Regions from separate parts of the Mus musculus genome. Here region 2 is linked to region 1. The links are chromatin loops, found by intact Hi-C in ENCODE. Cell type or tissue: left cerebral cortex. All regions are shown on one strand.

Region 1 (8,000 bases):
TTAAATAAAATTTTAAAGCTATAAATTTTATACCTTTCTTTGAGTGTGCTCAAACTTCAAGGACATGGCATGACTCAGTATTCACATTAAAGGGCTCAAGGCAGTTGAGCTCAGCAGGGTCCTGTGAATGTCACCAGAGCTCTCTCCCTCTCTCAGTTAATGGGGCCCTCCCTCTACCTTCCCTCCTGGCTAGCTCTGACCCAGTCATTGCACAGTGGAGCACAGCAGCACACCTACTGTGTGTTGGTGGGGCACAGAGCAAGGCTCACACCACTGTCACTCTGAGACCTCTGCTGGATCTCCTAAAGTCCTGCCTGCTTGCCAGAGGTACAAAGCAGAGAAAAGTGGTAGAGGCGTTTGAGGAAGAAACATTGCTGTGCAGTGGCTGTCCTGGTTAGTGTTTGTCAGCCTCACACAGACTTGTCACGGGGAAGGAAGCAACTTCACCTGAGGAAGTGCCTCCATCCGACTGGCCTCCAGGCATATCTGTGGGGCATTTTCTCCATTGTTGATTGAGGTGGGAGGGCCCAGCCTCTGTGGGTGGTGCCATCCCTGGGCAGGTGGTCCTTGGAGGTATACTAAAGTGAGAGCATATACTAAGTGAGAGCATGGGAGCCCACCAGTCAGCAGCTTCCCTTCGTGCTTCCTGCCTCTGCTCTTGCTTGAGTTCCTGCCCTGACTTCCCTCTGTGATGGACAGTTACCTGCAAGTGTAAGATGAAGTAAGTCTTCCTTCCCTGGGTTGGTTTGGTCAGGGTTTCAGCAACAGAGAAGCTGACTGGACACCGACTCGCAGACTTGGAGAAGGTGTAATGTGACTCAGATTGTCTCCGTTCCCTAAACAACTTTAAGGTGCACTGACACTGCTGCCTTTTGAGATGGCTGTAATTATTCTACATTTTCAAAACAGTAACCTGAGTGCAGCTCTTGTTTCTCACCTCAGTCTTAGAAAATACACAAGGGTTTAGATTAAATTTTTTTCCTTATGTTTTAATCAGGCATATTCTTTAATTGGGAGTTAGTATCCAAGCACACATTGTCAAAGAAATTATGTAACAAAAATTTCTACCTAAAGAAGATAGCCACATTAAAGCTAGATAGCATTACCATGTCACTACAGGGAGCCGGAACGTTAAGCCATGAAGTGTGTGTAAGCCTTTTCTCACTCCTAGACTTTGAGGGCACAGAGGGGAAGTGACCACTGTAGGATGGTGCTGCTTGTCCAGTCTTTGCTATAAATTATATTCTCCGAGGACTTTACGTCTTTGTTTGATGTGTGTGTGTAGTAACTGAGCTTGGCCCTTGACCCTGTGAGGAAAGTATATCCCTAGCCACTTACATGATATCTAATGGTCTTTTTTTGCCTTCCAAGGACAGCTTCCATTCTCAATTTTTAAGTAGATTTTATAGTAACAGTGAAAAAATGAAAGGATCAAAACATATTTCTACACTCTTTATTCTAGGAAAACCCGGAATTTGATTTGCATTTTGAGAAGGTCTATAAGTGGGTGGCCAGCAGCACGGCTGAGAAGAACGCCTTCATCTCCTGCATTTGGAAGCTGAACCAGCGCTACCTGCGCAAGAAAATCGACTTTGTTAATGTTAGCTCGCAGCTTTTGGAAGGTAAAGTGAAGGAGAAGGCATACGCAGGATCACGTATCCTTAAATGACTATATCGTTTGGCACTATTCAAAGTAACTAGGATACTGAGTTTGCCTCTCCATATGTCATAAAACATGTCAAAATCATTTTCCTTACTGAAAACATTATATGCGTACATTGTAGGATATTGTTATATTAAAATTTTAAAGTAGAATCTCTCATCCCGGGCTTGGTGGCACAGGCAGCAGCAGTCCCTCCCTGCTTGGGAGGCTGAGGCAGAAGGATCACCAGTTCAAGACCTGCCTCAGCGCCAGAGTGAGTGCAAAGCCACTCAAAGTCAGACTCACCCAAAAGAGTGGACGCTGTCTAAAAATCAGAAGTGGTCGGCTGGAGATAGCTCATTGGTGTGCAAGGACACGGTTCAGTCTCAGTACCTAAAAAATACTGCTGCTAACCCTTCAACATATATATTTTTTAAGGCTTTTTTCTATGAATACCTAAATAGAGAAGTTTACACTTTTGTTAACATTCTTTTTTCATAGAATGAATTCAGCACAAACTTGTTTTTAATGTTACTAAATACTTACTCTAAAATTTATTTTAAACAGCTGTGGGGTAAATGACCGTACAGCAGTACTTTTATGTCCAGCAGAAGACTAACACAGTTCTGATGTTACGCTACCTGAGTTTAAATTCTGCCTTTGCCGGCTATGTCCTGGCTTTATGTAGTTAATGGAAGCCTCAGGTTCCCTTATTTGTAGTATCTAACTCACAGTTATTATTTATAATGCATTTCTTTGCTTAAGAAGAAGGGTCTCAGGTTTATAGTAAATGCTCAATAAATCTCATCTCCTCTGGGCAGCAGAATCCTTGGACAGGAGGCTGATGAGGGCGCCTGTGATTTGTCTGCCTTTGCAGATTTGACTGTGTGGCAAGACAGCCTCTACTCTGAAGTATGAAAATGTTCAGTGAGGTCTCACTCTCTGCAGTTCCTTTCCTCGGGTGTAAGCTTCCCGTGGAATGGCTCTGAATGGCCTGGGATGCCGTGTGCATATCACGCTTTATTGTACAGAAGAAACCAGCTTGGCTGTTGTTTTGAGACAGGGTCCCCTGTGAGGCCCAGGCTAGCTTGGAATTCACTGTGTACTCTGGGCTGACTGAATTCGTGGCAGGCCTCCTGCCTAACATTCCTAGTGAGCCATCACGTCTGCCTTAAAACTTTATCCATGTGTTCACTGGAAGGAGGGCGGGTGCATCCCATGGCCCTTGTGTGGAGGTCAGAGGGAAATGCTGTGAAGTTGGTTCTCCTTCCATCTTTATATGGCTTCCAGGGATTGAATTCAGGTCACCAGGCAAGCGCCTATACCCACTGAGTTAGTCTCTGGCCCCGTATTCAATAATGTAAGATATAGTTTGAAGCAAACCATTTATCTAGCTACTTGCCTCTTTATTGGTCCTCTTTTTATTTGGTTGTGGACATTTCTCCTTTCAAATAGATTATTCTTCTCAGCAGTTCTACTTGGTGCTTAGAACTGACAGAAAGCTGGCAGATATATCTGTCAGGCCTGAGAAGCCCCCAGACCCTGCCCCACCCAGACACTGGCCTGAGTTATGAGCATCACGGGGCTGCCCTGTCCCCAGTGCCTAGACTGTGGGTGTGCTGAGGACGTGACCCCTTAGTAGTGTGTGGTCATTGACAGATTCATTTGCTTTGAATGACTTTGACCAATTGAAGCAAGAATATTCTGATTAGCTAATCATTCATTGAAAAACTTGCTATTCTGTTTCCAAATATTATGTTTCCAGATGTTATGTATACATAGTTATATTTTAAGCTGATGTATTTCATTAGGACAACTATATTGAAAAATGTATACTCTATCACTAAAAAACATTACCAAAAGAATACAAAGACTATTGCTGATTTTAAGGATAAAATTGAACTTTTTTTTTAAAGGTACTTAACTTTTCAGGACACACAGCCAAATGTTGATATTTATAAAGATGAGCTCCAGCTGAGATTGGTTTTAAGGATGCTAAAGTCCTTCGGGATGTCATTTCAGAAACCATTTTCTGTTGACCAGTAACTGTTGTTTTGGCTTAGTGTTCTGGGAAAGCTTTATAAATGTCTAAAACTAGTCCTAATGGGCCCTAAATCACAGCCATTAATGCCAGTTTTTAAGAAGTAAATGTCTCTAGGCTTTGGGTAATGTTGAGGGAAAACCCGCATTACAACCTCTTTTGAAGCGCTAAATAATGAGCCAAGTAGGTCAGCAATGCTATTGTAAATGTTCTAGCAGCAGCAGCAGCAGCATTGGTAGTTTTTATAAATGACAATGGGATGCTGGAGTTTTAGAGATGGAGAGGGAAGTTCTTTTTGTTTAAGCCTTTTCTTTTTTATCCTTTGACTTGCAGCCAGATATTTAAACAACCTTCCACTTGAATCCTTGAATGCCTGCTTGTACGCAGTCTCCTGTGTTCGTTTCTTGCCTCAGTCTTAGTCTTTGAAACAGTGTTTTGTGACTAATCCTTTGTGAGGGAGTGTCCTGGCAAAGCTTTGGACCTTGAGTGAAAATAACTACACTGAATGCATGAGTCAGAGCTGACTTGAAAATAATCCCAGGAAAGGGCTCGCTTCCCAGCGTCCTTCCTCAAGGTCTCGTCTGCTTCTGAAAAAGAAAAGAAAATAGGGACGTGCACTTCGACGAGACAATAAGAAAACAAGCATGCAAGTTTAGCTTCTTAGGGATCGTCCCACTGTGTCTGGATGTTGCCTTGAGACTCCAAGTTTAGCGTGAAGTTCAAAACGAGATATGGGTAGTAGTTAAAAGTTTTAAATCTGTGTACTTTCCTACCCAGCTAATGTTCTTTGCTTCCTTTCCTCTGCCTTCTTCATACCTTTTCCTCCAGAACTGCCTAAAGTTACAGAAGGTGCGTAACACCTTTTCTTCCTATTCTAGTCCACCTGTATGTATCACTTGCTCTGTTATCCATGGGGTGTGTATTTCATGGAGTTGTGTACAGGGATACATGTATTCAAAATCCATATAGTAATCAAACCAATAGTAATATTCATTATTAGCTTCCAAAAGACTATTTCAGGAAAAGAAAATACTACTAACATAGTTTTTTGATGACAAAACACTTGTTTCTTTTCAGTGTTTAGTGTAACACTGTGGTGGGTTATTTAGGCAGTACCTGCCCTCTAGTGGTTAATATGGAGTCACATCTGATAGTTGAGCATCTCCACAAGCAACAAAATGGTCTCATTGAAAAGACAAAGAAGATAGAGCAATGCTTCTCTAGAAATATTTCTAGAGAGTAATCTGTAAATTGCTTATGTCAGAAATTTTAATCTCCTTAACCCCCTTGGGAACTAGCAAAATCTGCCTAATTTATTATCTTCTTCAGAGTAAACATTGCTCACTTAGAATTATCAGGGTTTTGTTCTGAGACAAACAAATGTATTTTAATCCTGCTAAATGAAAATACTCATTTTCAAGTAAAATACCAAATACTAAGAGTATCCAGACTGTGACTTAGTTCCTGTAGTTTATCTTTAGCTGTTTTATCTATGCATGTGAAAACAACAAAGTATAGAAAATGCACTTATACTTTCAGTATTTATACTTTCTTGTTGATAATACACTTCTCACTTCAAAGTTATTTGAAAGGGGCGTGCGCGTGTATGTGTGTGTGTGTGTGTGCGCGCGCACGCATGTGCACGTGAGCGTTGTGTGAAAGAAAGATAGACAGATTTGTTAAAAAAAACAAAAAACAATGAAAATAGCAAAAATAACAAGGGGAAATGCTACGAGGAGAGAATTGTTTCCCATGTTCACAGTTCAGCAGTGTTTTGTTAGAGCAGCAGCCACCAGGGAGAAATTGGGTTCATTTCTTCATGTTTTCTATTTTAGTAGAATTATGTTTTGAGAGATTGTGACTAAAGCCCATTTTAACACTTGTAAGTCAGCAAGCATACTAGACTGCATGCTTTCTGTTGCTCTTAGGACCTAACTTCAGCATCATTGTGGTTCTGTGTGGAAATGAGGTTTGAGACTTGTTTTCATACATTCTGAATCATTCTTTTCTATCCTTCATCTACTAAGTGTGCCCTGTGCTTGTAATCGGCCCTAACTAGCTATCATTTTAACGTCCATGCCAGGGTTCTTCACATTTTTGACAACTTTCTTTCCTTACCTTTTTATCTTAAGAATCTGTTCCAAGCGGAGAGAATCAGAGTGTAGCGGGAGGGGATGAAGAAGCGGTAGATGAGTACCAAGAGTTAAATGCAAGAGAAGAGCAGGACATCGAGATAATGATGGAAGGCTGCGAGTGCGCCATTTCTAACGCTGAAGCCTTTGCGGAGAAGTTGTCCCGGGAGCTGCAGGTGCTCGATGGGGTAAGAGCTGCTCCTGCTGCAGTGAGTGCTGCAGTGGATCGAACACGGGGGCTGGTGACGCTGGTGACGCTCAGGCTTTCTGCCTCGGCACCTGAGCTTTTGGAAGTGGGATTACTGTGTCTTTGTCAGCTTGTTAGTAGCTGTTTAAAAGATGAACTTGGCGCTGAGGAGATGGCTCAGTGGCTAAAGCACTTGCCATGCAAGCTGAGGACCAGGGTTCAGACCCCCAGGCCCCAAGTAAACACTTGGGGCATAGTGGCTCTTCTGTAGTCCCAGTGCGTAACTCAGAGACAGTGGGTCCTCTGACTCGACCAGGCAGATCAGGGAGCTCTGGGTTCAGGTGAGAGAGCCTACCTCAATAATAAGGAACAGAGCAATTAAGGAAGACACCCTACATTTGCTGTCCACGCCTACTCACACAGATGTCAGTGAATATTCACACCTACACACGCGCGTGCGCGCACACACACACACACACACACACACAGACACACACTCACTCACTAAAAACCATTTCCAGTGAAGACATTTGGCTAAGGCTAAGGCTTTAGATATTGGAGTGTTCTTATTATGCAATGGTGGAATAAAAAAGTAGATGACCAGATACCACTAGGGTTTAATCCCCTAGGCTCTGAATAGGTCGTTGCCAAAGAGTAAGCATTTACTAACACAAGAGAAAGGTAGCTGACATAAATGTGGGGAGCAGGGTAGTGTGGGGAGGGGAGAGGAGCTAGAGTCAGTTACCGAAGGGGAGCAGGGTAGTGTGTGGAGGGAGAGGAGCTAGAGTCAGTTACCAAAGGGGAGCAGGACAAGTGTGTGGAGAGGGGAGGAGCTAGAGTCAGTTACAAAGGGGAGCAGGACAAGTGTGGGGAGGGGAGAGGAGCTAGAGTCAGTTACCAAAGGGGAGCAGGGTAGTGTGGGGAGGGGAGAGGAGCTAGAGTCAGTTACCAGAGGGGAGCAGGACAAGTGTGGAGAGGGAGGGGAAGGAGCTAGCGCTTCCAGAGGTGTTAGAACAGAGCCTATGATATCGCTGCACAGTTTCTGAAGTGTGGTCTCAAACCTCAGTATAGAGGCAAGCAAGCCTTTCAAAATCCTGTGGAGAAAGTGAACCAGACACTGGCTGACTTGACGCAGAGAGCTCTGGCAGCGTCTCACCTCTGCACTTCCTGTACACGTCTAAACAGCAGGAACCTTTACATTTCCTTTCACTTTGTAGGCCAACATTCAGTCAATCATGGCCTCTGAGAAACAAGTGAACACCCTGATGCAGTTGCTGGATGAGGCGCTAACGGAGGTGGACCAGATTGAACTGAAACTGAGCAGTTACGAGGAGATGCTCCAAAGTGTGAAAGAGCAGATGGATCAGATCTCTGAGAGCAACCACCTGATCCATCTCAGCAACACGAATAATGTGAAGCTCCTGTCCGAGATAGAGTTCCTCGTGGTGAGCATTTCCATAGGCTACCAGCAGGGCAAAAGCAGGAAGCCTAGTGATGTTATGTAAAACTCACTTACAAACCAGCTTCCTTGTGAGATCAGGATGTAAAGTGGTACAGAGACTGAGTGATAGGTGAGTAGTGCCCTGCCTGTATTTTCCCCACAATTGCACGTGCAAGTGGTGTGTTTGGATGTGTTCCAGAACCACATGGACTTGGCCAAAGGTCATATAAAGGCCCTTCAGGAAGGAGATCTTGTTTCTTCCCGAGGCATCGAGGCCTGCACCAACGCTGCTGACGCCCTGCTGCAGTGCATGAACGTTGCTCTTCGCCCAGGTGTGTAGCCGTGATACAATCTGACCAAGAACCGAGACTAACACTGGGACTTGGTAGAAATATTTTGACAAGAAGTAACTTGGGCTAAGTGACTATTAGCTATACAAATGAGTTTCACAGATTCCCCTACAAATTCCTATTAACACTAAACGTTTTCATTTCAGTCCCTTCTGATGGACCATCTTTACCTTCACAAATGTATTTTTATGCTCTATCTAGTTTTTA
Region 2 (8,000 bases), 290 kb before region 1:
TGGTAAGTAATATAATAATGAGTCTGAAGCCATATCCACTGCTGGCCTTTGGTCAGGAATCTATAGTAACACGATTTGCCTTTTCCATATTGCATTACTAAAAATAAAAAAATAAAAAGAAGAGAAAGAAACAAATATTTTTCTTTGATCTGTACTTAGCTATGAAAAAAATCTCAATTTTTTTTTATAAAATAAAAGCTGGCATTTATTTTTAACTCTTTATATAGATATAATTATTTTCTGGCTTCCAGAAATATGTATAAACTACAAAGATTTTTTTTAAGAACCAGTTTAAGATCCCCTAAATAACTAGAACTCCCAGATTCCAATTTTATAGTCAGTTATTGCTGATTTTACACAAATTTTTCATTCATAATAAGTTCCATATACTGAAAGTCATACTGTTAACTGGCCAAGATACTTAACACATATGAAGCAGCAATTAACAATAACACTTTCCCCAAAGATACTGTCACATATGACATCTCTGAGGCCTTTTAATTGTAAAGCTTTAATTAACCAGAAATCAGAACAACATAATTGTTTGAAATAATTGTTTAGTAAAGTTTCTCAAACTATTTTCCCCAAACTATTTCAAATGTTAGGTTCTAAAGTACTTTAACTGATGTTAAGCAAAAATTGGGTTTTGTAGTTAAATTGGTTTGGGAAACTTTATGTACTTTTAAAATATACTATAAGATTTTCCTTTATGTGTAAGACCAAGGTCAATATAAACCTGTACCTTCTGTATACATTTATAAAAATAACTCTAAATCTTTTCTGTGTCTTTCATTACTAGAACAAAGCGTCTACTTCTGTGTTTTTAAACAGTTCTCAACAGAAACATTAAGATCTACTTACAGTGCTCGTGACATTTTGCCAGATTTTCTAGGTCATCCACATGATAGTAATCATAGCCTGATGTTCCCAAGACTTCAAATGGCAAATAGCCTATTATTGGTGGTGCCCTAAATTATACAGTAATAATACATATCAGTATTATAATGTTCCACTAGTTACACTACAGACAACATTCATTTGGAGAATGGGTTTTATTTTTTCAAAAATGGATAATGAATTTCAAAAATCATTATGTTCCTCGAGTCCATTACTGTCCAGAATTACATTTTTTTTGGTGAAATTTAAAGGTAATGTTACCTGTGATCTAAAAATAGAAACTTCCATTCTAAACTGTGTCTAGATGTAAACTCTTCATTTGGTTCTTCAACAGTACACATTTCCTACAAACAAATTAACAAGTATAATTTAGAAGTAATTTTCTGTGTCGTGAAAACATTAAATATTCTTAGCATAGGCCATTATAAAATTCACTTTCATCTAGACAAATTTTTATACATTTTAGATTTTAGTATTAAACACAAGTGTAGCCAGCTGGTGATACAAAATGCTAGTCTGGAAGTTGTGAAGTCCTAAGTTTGATCCCCAACAATTCTCCTAATCACCCGATATAAAAACAGACAAAACAGCAGCACCTGGCAGACACCAGCCGGCCTAAGGTCAGTAGTTACAGTGAGCATTCTCACTCATTCACGTGCCTAAGAGCCTACTTAGATACCCATGTCCTTCCTCTGGTCCACACCTCCTACTTCACAGTGTTTAAGCCAACTGCCATACTTTTCATAGCTCACAACTTCCCATCTCATCAATGGCCTCACTTCTGTACACCAGAGTCTAGAATCAACACATTCTTTAATAATCAAAGTAGCCAAATTAAATGTTTCCTTTTAATCAAGATTTGTTTTTATTTATGTGTATGTATGTGTTTCTGCTTGCATGCCACATGAGTGCCTGAGGAGGGCAGGTGAGGGTACTGGATCCCCTACACATGGAGTTACAACAGGTGGTGAGCCACCATCCATGAATGCTAAGCTCTTTGTAAGAATAGTAAGTGTTCTTAACCAGTGAGCCATCTCTCTAGCCTATAAATACTTCTAATGTGACCTTCTAGGTGTTTTCGAGTCCACCCCATCTCCCCTAGCTTTAGAGATGGAGTTTACATCTTACCTCACTGACTCACCTCACCACCGGCGCACCTCAGCTATCTTCCCATCCTTCCATCTCTCTTCTCTTCAGGGGTCAGCCATTACCATCACCTTGGTAATACTCAAATATGAGCACCCAACTTCCCTAACTCTTCTATGGTTTCTCATGCTGAAATCTCTTCATGGAGAAAAGCCACAGACAGAACAAGTTTCATGCCTGGCCCCTGCTTTCGGTTTCTAACATGAGTTCTGACTATTTTTCCACTCATATACATGAAACCTAGTTTCTGTTATACGAAGCAATCCATGACACTCCCTCCTCTCTCCTTGCATGTTCTTCAGTAAAGATAAAAGCCAGGGCTTTAAAAGAAAAATAATTCCAATCAAGTCTCACTTACTAGATGAGACTTTCAGCAAGTAATTTCCCTAAGTTTGCTTCCTTAAATATAAAATATTATAATAGCATCTATCTCAGAAGAGTAAGAATTACATGAAATAAAACATGTATCAGCCCTCCACTTTCCTAAGAGCTAACGGGGAGTGCAAGACTATAGTCTTCTAACTGTTAACTCAGGCGCTGTTCTATACTACGCTGTCACCCAAATTTAAATGTCACCCTGGCTTCTTTCCTGTCTCTAGGGACTGAGGCAGTTCACTTTTCTACTTCCCTACTAAACACGTGCTTATGGATACAAGAAATAAAAATGTGTAATTTAAAACTCAAAGAGCAGGGGTTGGCTAGAGCGATGGCTCGGCCTCTCCAGGCGGACTTTGGTTCAGTTCTAACATGGTAACTGACAACTGTATGTAACTCCAGTCTCAGGCAGGCCCTCCTCTGGCTCCCCGGCATGCACGTGATACATAAATATGCACGCAGACAAAACATCCATACACATTAAAAAAATTAATCAAAAAAGAACCAAATAGCAAGTTATACCCAGTAAAGCACATTCTTTTTTTTTTCTTTTTAATTCATCTGGATTTTTTTTTTCAGACTTCTTTCCTGATAGTAAACTACACACATTAAACCACACATTAAACTCTGTACAAAAGCAGGAAAATGGTGATATACTGCCATGGGATACCTGCAAAGAATACACTAAGATAACTGTGGTAAAAATATGAAGTTCATACATATTTAGTAACTCAATGGCCACTACTATTTCAATGTTCGTAAAAGTTTCAACCTTCTAAAGATAACAAAAATCTCACAAGACCAAATCTCATATCATGAACTGGAATGCACTAGAGCAATTAAAATCAGAAGCATACCTTGATGAACTGAGGTGTAGCTAATCTGACAGTAGCTACAAAACAAACTCTATCTTCATAAGAAGGCCTATGTGTGCGTTGTATAGTTCCTTCAAAACCATTGTGTGTTGAAGTTGATACTAAAACAGCAAGGAGACATGTCGTTACTGATATTTAAGCATCTAAGAGCTTGGAAAAATAAAAACAGCCAGTTAAAACACATTATAAAAGAAACATTTTAACTTACCACTGGTTAAAGATTTAAAATTTCCTATAAATCTCACATATTCATAGGTGGATGGCTCCTTTGGGTCTATTGTTCCTCGAAGCATGTGACAACAGAATTCTAACTGATTTTTTGCTGGAATAAGTGATAAAAAGTTGTGTGAATTCTCAGTCACTTTCTCCCACGGAAGTACCCACTAACAGCAGATGACTGCAGCAGATGCCTGCAGCCAGCACAGGCTGACAGCCAATCTCCGTTTCATTTCTTCTCCCATCCCATTTTTCATTCTAATTTCACAAAAATATTTTGTTCTCCTTTAAAGCTAGCACTGTCCTTTATTTAAAGCTAAGGCCTCCCTTTCTTTCCTGTCACTGCTGGGTTTGGTGGGGTCTCTTGGTAACAGTCTAGCCTGGACTATGTAGCTGCCTTGCTTCAGGCTTCCCAGTGTTACAACTAACAGCTGTTCCCATCTTTACCTTGAAGAGTAGCCTCTCATTTTCTTTAGGACAGGGCCATGTCACTTGCTACTCACCCTTTAGGAACTGCAAACTCTGTGGTTCTTTACTGCCTACAATTTTAAATCTCATCAGGTCTTCCATCATTTCCCCAAGCATTTTTCATGCTAATCTAGTTACAGGACCAGAGAACTCACTCCATCCATTTTAAATGCACCCTAGTTTCTGTGTCTTCATTTCTTTACTGCCCTCTCACCTCCAGAGCTATGTCCCTCCCAAATATTACTGACACTGATACTGTAAAAACCACTCAGGTGGTTTTTTCTCATTCTTTCTAGCTAGTCTTAAAATGTGCTCTACTGGATCTACCCACTTACCAATCATGTTTTTTCCTCTATCATTACTTCTAGTGTTAACTATATAGTTGCCTTTTTCAAAATTCTCAACCTTGATTTTCCCCTTCCAACTACAAACCACCCAAATGGCCTTCATTGGCTCTCTATTGTGTAAAGAATAAAAACTAAACAGCACAGGATGAACACAGGTCCTTTATAACTCTGCCTCATCTCCTTCACAAACACATTATCTGTACCAACTCAATGCCATTACAGCTAAAATAGCCTACTACATTTTCTAGGCAAAGTACCTTGCATTTTAACTCCTGGACTCCTCCTTCCCGGGGAAGGAGCTCTGTTGTGTACCAGTCTTTCCAAGGCCATCTGCAAGCCACTGAGCTAAGACTCCTCTAACCTGAAAGCAGGGGGTCTATTTTCCTAGCAGAAGCTTTAGGCAGTTTTCCAAGCAGTTCTGCTTACTGAGAGTCCCTGAAACCAGCTCTACTCCTTGTACTTTGGGACCTGAGTGGCAACTTTCTTTCTTTTTTTTTTTTCTGAGTGCCAACTTTCTACTTCTCCTTTTTCTACACATTTGCCTCAGGTAACACCATTCATTCTGTGACTTCAAATACTGCCTAAAGCTATAAAATTGATTTCTATATTAAATCCAGCCCAAATCTTTCTTCTAAGTACTGTATTAGAATGGTCTAAGGACCAGTGTAAAGCAAATCTGACTGTAAACAATTATATACAGGCTCCAAGTAACTTTTCTCCATGTCTAACATTTGGGGGGGGGGCGGTGTTGAGACGGTTTCCCTGTGTACCCTGGCTGTCCTGGAACTCACTCTGTAGACCAGGCTGGCCTCGAACTCAGAAATCTGCCTGCCTCTGCCTCCCAAGTGCTGGGATTAAAGGTGTGCGCCACCACCGCCCAGCCATGTCTAACTTTTTATAATCCCTTCTGAAAGAATATCCGTTAACATGGATATACACATGTACATATTTATGTAAGAATATGTATCTTAGTTCTTAATATAGAATCTGAGGACACATAGAGTTTTTAACCTGATTAATATCACTATTACCAGATAAGATAAAATTTAAAGCTAATTAAAAATAATAAAAAAACACAATCTAATAACTAATGGGCACACAAAAACAATGATGTATATATATATATACACTAAATTTAGACACACATACTTTGTTTTGTTTAGTTTGGGGGGACTGAGCCCAGCATGTGCATTCTAGGCGAGCAATTCAACACTGTCGAAACAAAGGACCATAGCTAGTAGTGCTACCATGGGAGGCTCTATAAACCACAGGAGGACAGTAGCCTGGAGGAAACAGGCCATGGCAGATATGTCCCTAAGCCCTTCTGTCCTCTTTCTGCTTTCCCAGCTGTCATGTTGTAAACAGCTCTGCTCTATCAAGTCCTCCTCAGCACCTGAGGCATCTCTAAACCATGAACCCCCCAAAAATGTGTCCCCTGTCACTGTGCTTAGTGTGGAAGAGACTGTGACGGTAACCAGTACAGCAAGAGTGAAGGCAGCCAAAGTTCCAGTCAACCACTAGCCCGACCTACAGAAACTTCTCACTACTTGATGCTTTGTGTTAATTGATGACAGGAACATTTTTAAATTATTAATTATTTTATATTTGGTGCTCTAGAAATCATATTAAACATTCAGCAAAGATTACTTCATTAAATATAATAAGATTTCATTTAAAATATGGCTAATTTCCATCTTTTTATACATTACAGTTTTGTGGCATAATTGTGATCAATTTCTTATAACAAACAAGATAAGACCTCATTGTACATTGGAATAGATCTGGAATCTTAAAATGAACACAATTCATATATATATATATATATATATATATATATATACATACACACACATATACACACACATACACACACATACACACACATGCACACACATATACACACATACACATATACACGCACACACATACACACACACACACACACACACACCAATTTTAAAAGCACTTAATAGAGTTCATGAAATAGTGCTATTTTAATTTAGTTAAACATGTTATAGTCTTCATAAACTAAGAGAAGTAAAGAATAATGCTTGCCAAATATAAGACTGGCATCTCTGCTGAGTAGGGCCTACTTACATTTTAAGTACTCAGGGGTTAATGAGTCACTTTCCAGCAGATGAGTAGAGAGTATCTTATAAACCTCTGAATGTTCTCCCTCTGGGATAAAATTAAATATACTTTGATCCACAAGATCAGACTGAAAAATAAAAAAAAAAACAAAATTATACAACAGCACTTTGAGAGACATTCATCTCCAACACATCTAATAGCTATTAAGTAACAGAGGACATGCACTTAATCTTGAATTACCCATAAGATCAATAAAGTCAAGCTACAAATTTCATATTAAGAGATGAGATTGAGAACTTGGTGAGGCTAACATACCAGCTATCATATTCATGAGCGATGTGATCCTGAAAGCCAGACATAGAATGCAAAAACCTTAGTTTCACCAAATTTGAGCATTGTAAAATATAATGGAACTGAGAAATTTAACAAAATTATAGGCTCTAAGCCACAGCCTTGTAATTTATGCAAACAACTGTTAAATGGTGACATCGTACACAAAAACAGTAACAATGACAAGCTACGTGAAGGAGATCTGACACCATTCTCCTCCCATTTTTATTTCACCTTTTCCATGCATCTATTCTGTACCACACTGCCAAAGCCCTGTATAAGATGGGCAGCCAGCATGTAATTATCATTATTATAGCTGTTTATTATCTACCAATCAACAGTTGTTGTCTTGACAGGTGATGGCTGCGGACTCACAGAGTGTGATGCCCCTGTCCTTAAGTAGCAGTGACAGCGAGACGTCAGCAACCTCACCATTCCCACTGAGGCCAGCCATCCCGCTGGGCTTCTCACTTTCCAAACTGTTCTAACTAATTACAGGACAGAGGGCCGAGCTGTGGGGGCAAAGCAGCTGTACTTTCCTTTTGCTTATATTTTACACCTGTAGAGATTATATCTGAATAGCTTCTGCTTAAAACAAACTAGTAAGGAACAAAGGCGAGTCATGGGAGAAAGGGTGATTTCCCACCCTCCGTGTGTTTCTATGACTTCTGCTTTTCTCTATGGTCAAAGTCTTCTCTACTATATGAAGTGGAGTAGCTTTGGCAAACTCCACATCTCTATCTTGCATTTTTCCAAGACCAACTCAGATCATTTCCTTCCATAAAGCAAGCCTGGTACTGAAAACCTAGCCAAGTACTCTCAGCTAGTGAGGCCATGGGTCGTACTGGAGAGCCTACTGTAATCACTTCACTAGACCAGTACACTACTTAACTGCATCCTAAAACTTATCCCTGTATACACGTAAGTAGCTCTCTCCCCTCACCAAAAAAATCGTCTCCGCAGCAGCAGACAGAGATCATAAAGAAAAGTGTCAAGATGCAGGCGACAATTCATGGTAATGTGCCCAACCACAATGGATCTATCTACAACAGGACCCTGCACCTAAGGCTCAGGGGGCAACTCAGAAGAAAGGACTCAAAGACTGTAAGAGCAGAGGACCAGGAAGTCAGCTGTGACACTGTGTCTCATAGAATGACAAGAAAGCTGTATCAATGACATAGTCACATTATTGCTGCCTAAACAAGACCTATACAATGACACCACCAATAGATATGCTAATATGAAATGGGGGACT

Evidence for each region. A loop is a pair of places that touch in the nucleus more often than their neighbours do. Peaks named below come from ENCODE experiments on the same cell type or tissue, not always from the same donor. Only the 100,000 strongest peaks of a DNase experiment are listed, where the experiment ranks them.
Region 2: it touches region 1 in a loop (3-fold over the local background); 3 of 42 quality-filtered maps call a loop at or near these places.

Annotation. Positions count from the first base shown.
Region 1 is chr5:76,536,236-76,544,235 of GRCm38, forward strand. It overlaps Exoc1 (exocyst complex component 1), which reads left to right. Exons shown (of 19, transcript NM_001289770.1): 4 at 1,463-1,622; 5 at 5,816-6,003; 6 at 7,220-7,447; 7 at 7,643-7,775. Among named protein-coding and RNA genes, the nearest start is that of Exoc1, 11 kb to the left of the region's middle. In left cerebral cortex, CTCF peaks have their summits at 4,808 (motif pointing left) and 7,475; DNase peaks (open chromatin) are centred at 1,552, 4,139, 4,798 and 6,462; H3K27ac peaks cover 1,381 bases.
Region 2 is chr5:76,241,921-76,249,920 of GRCm38, forward strand. It overlaps Clock (circadian locomotor output cycles kaput), which reads right to left. Exons shown (of 23, transcript NM_001289826.1): 9 at 6,422-6,542; 10 at 3,502-3,615; 11 at 3,276-3,394; 12 at 1,159-1,241; 13 at 862-968; 14 at 1-97. Among named protein-coding and RNA genes, the nearest start is that of Clock, 59 kb to the right of the region's middle. In left cerebral cortex, no CTCF peak of the experiment used is centred here; a DNase peak (open chromatin) is centred at 3,694; H3K27ac peaks cover 205 bases.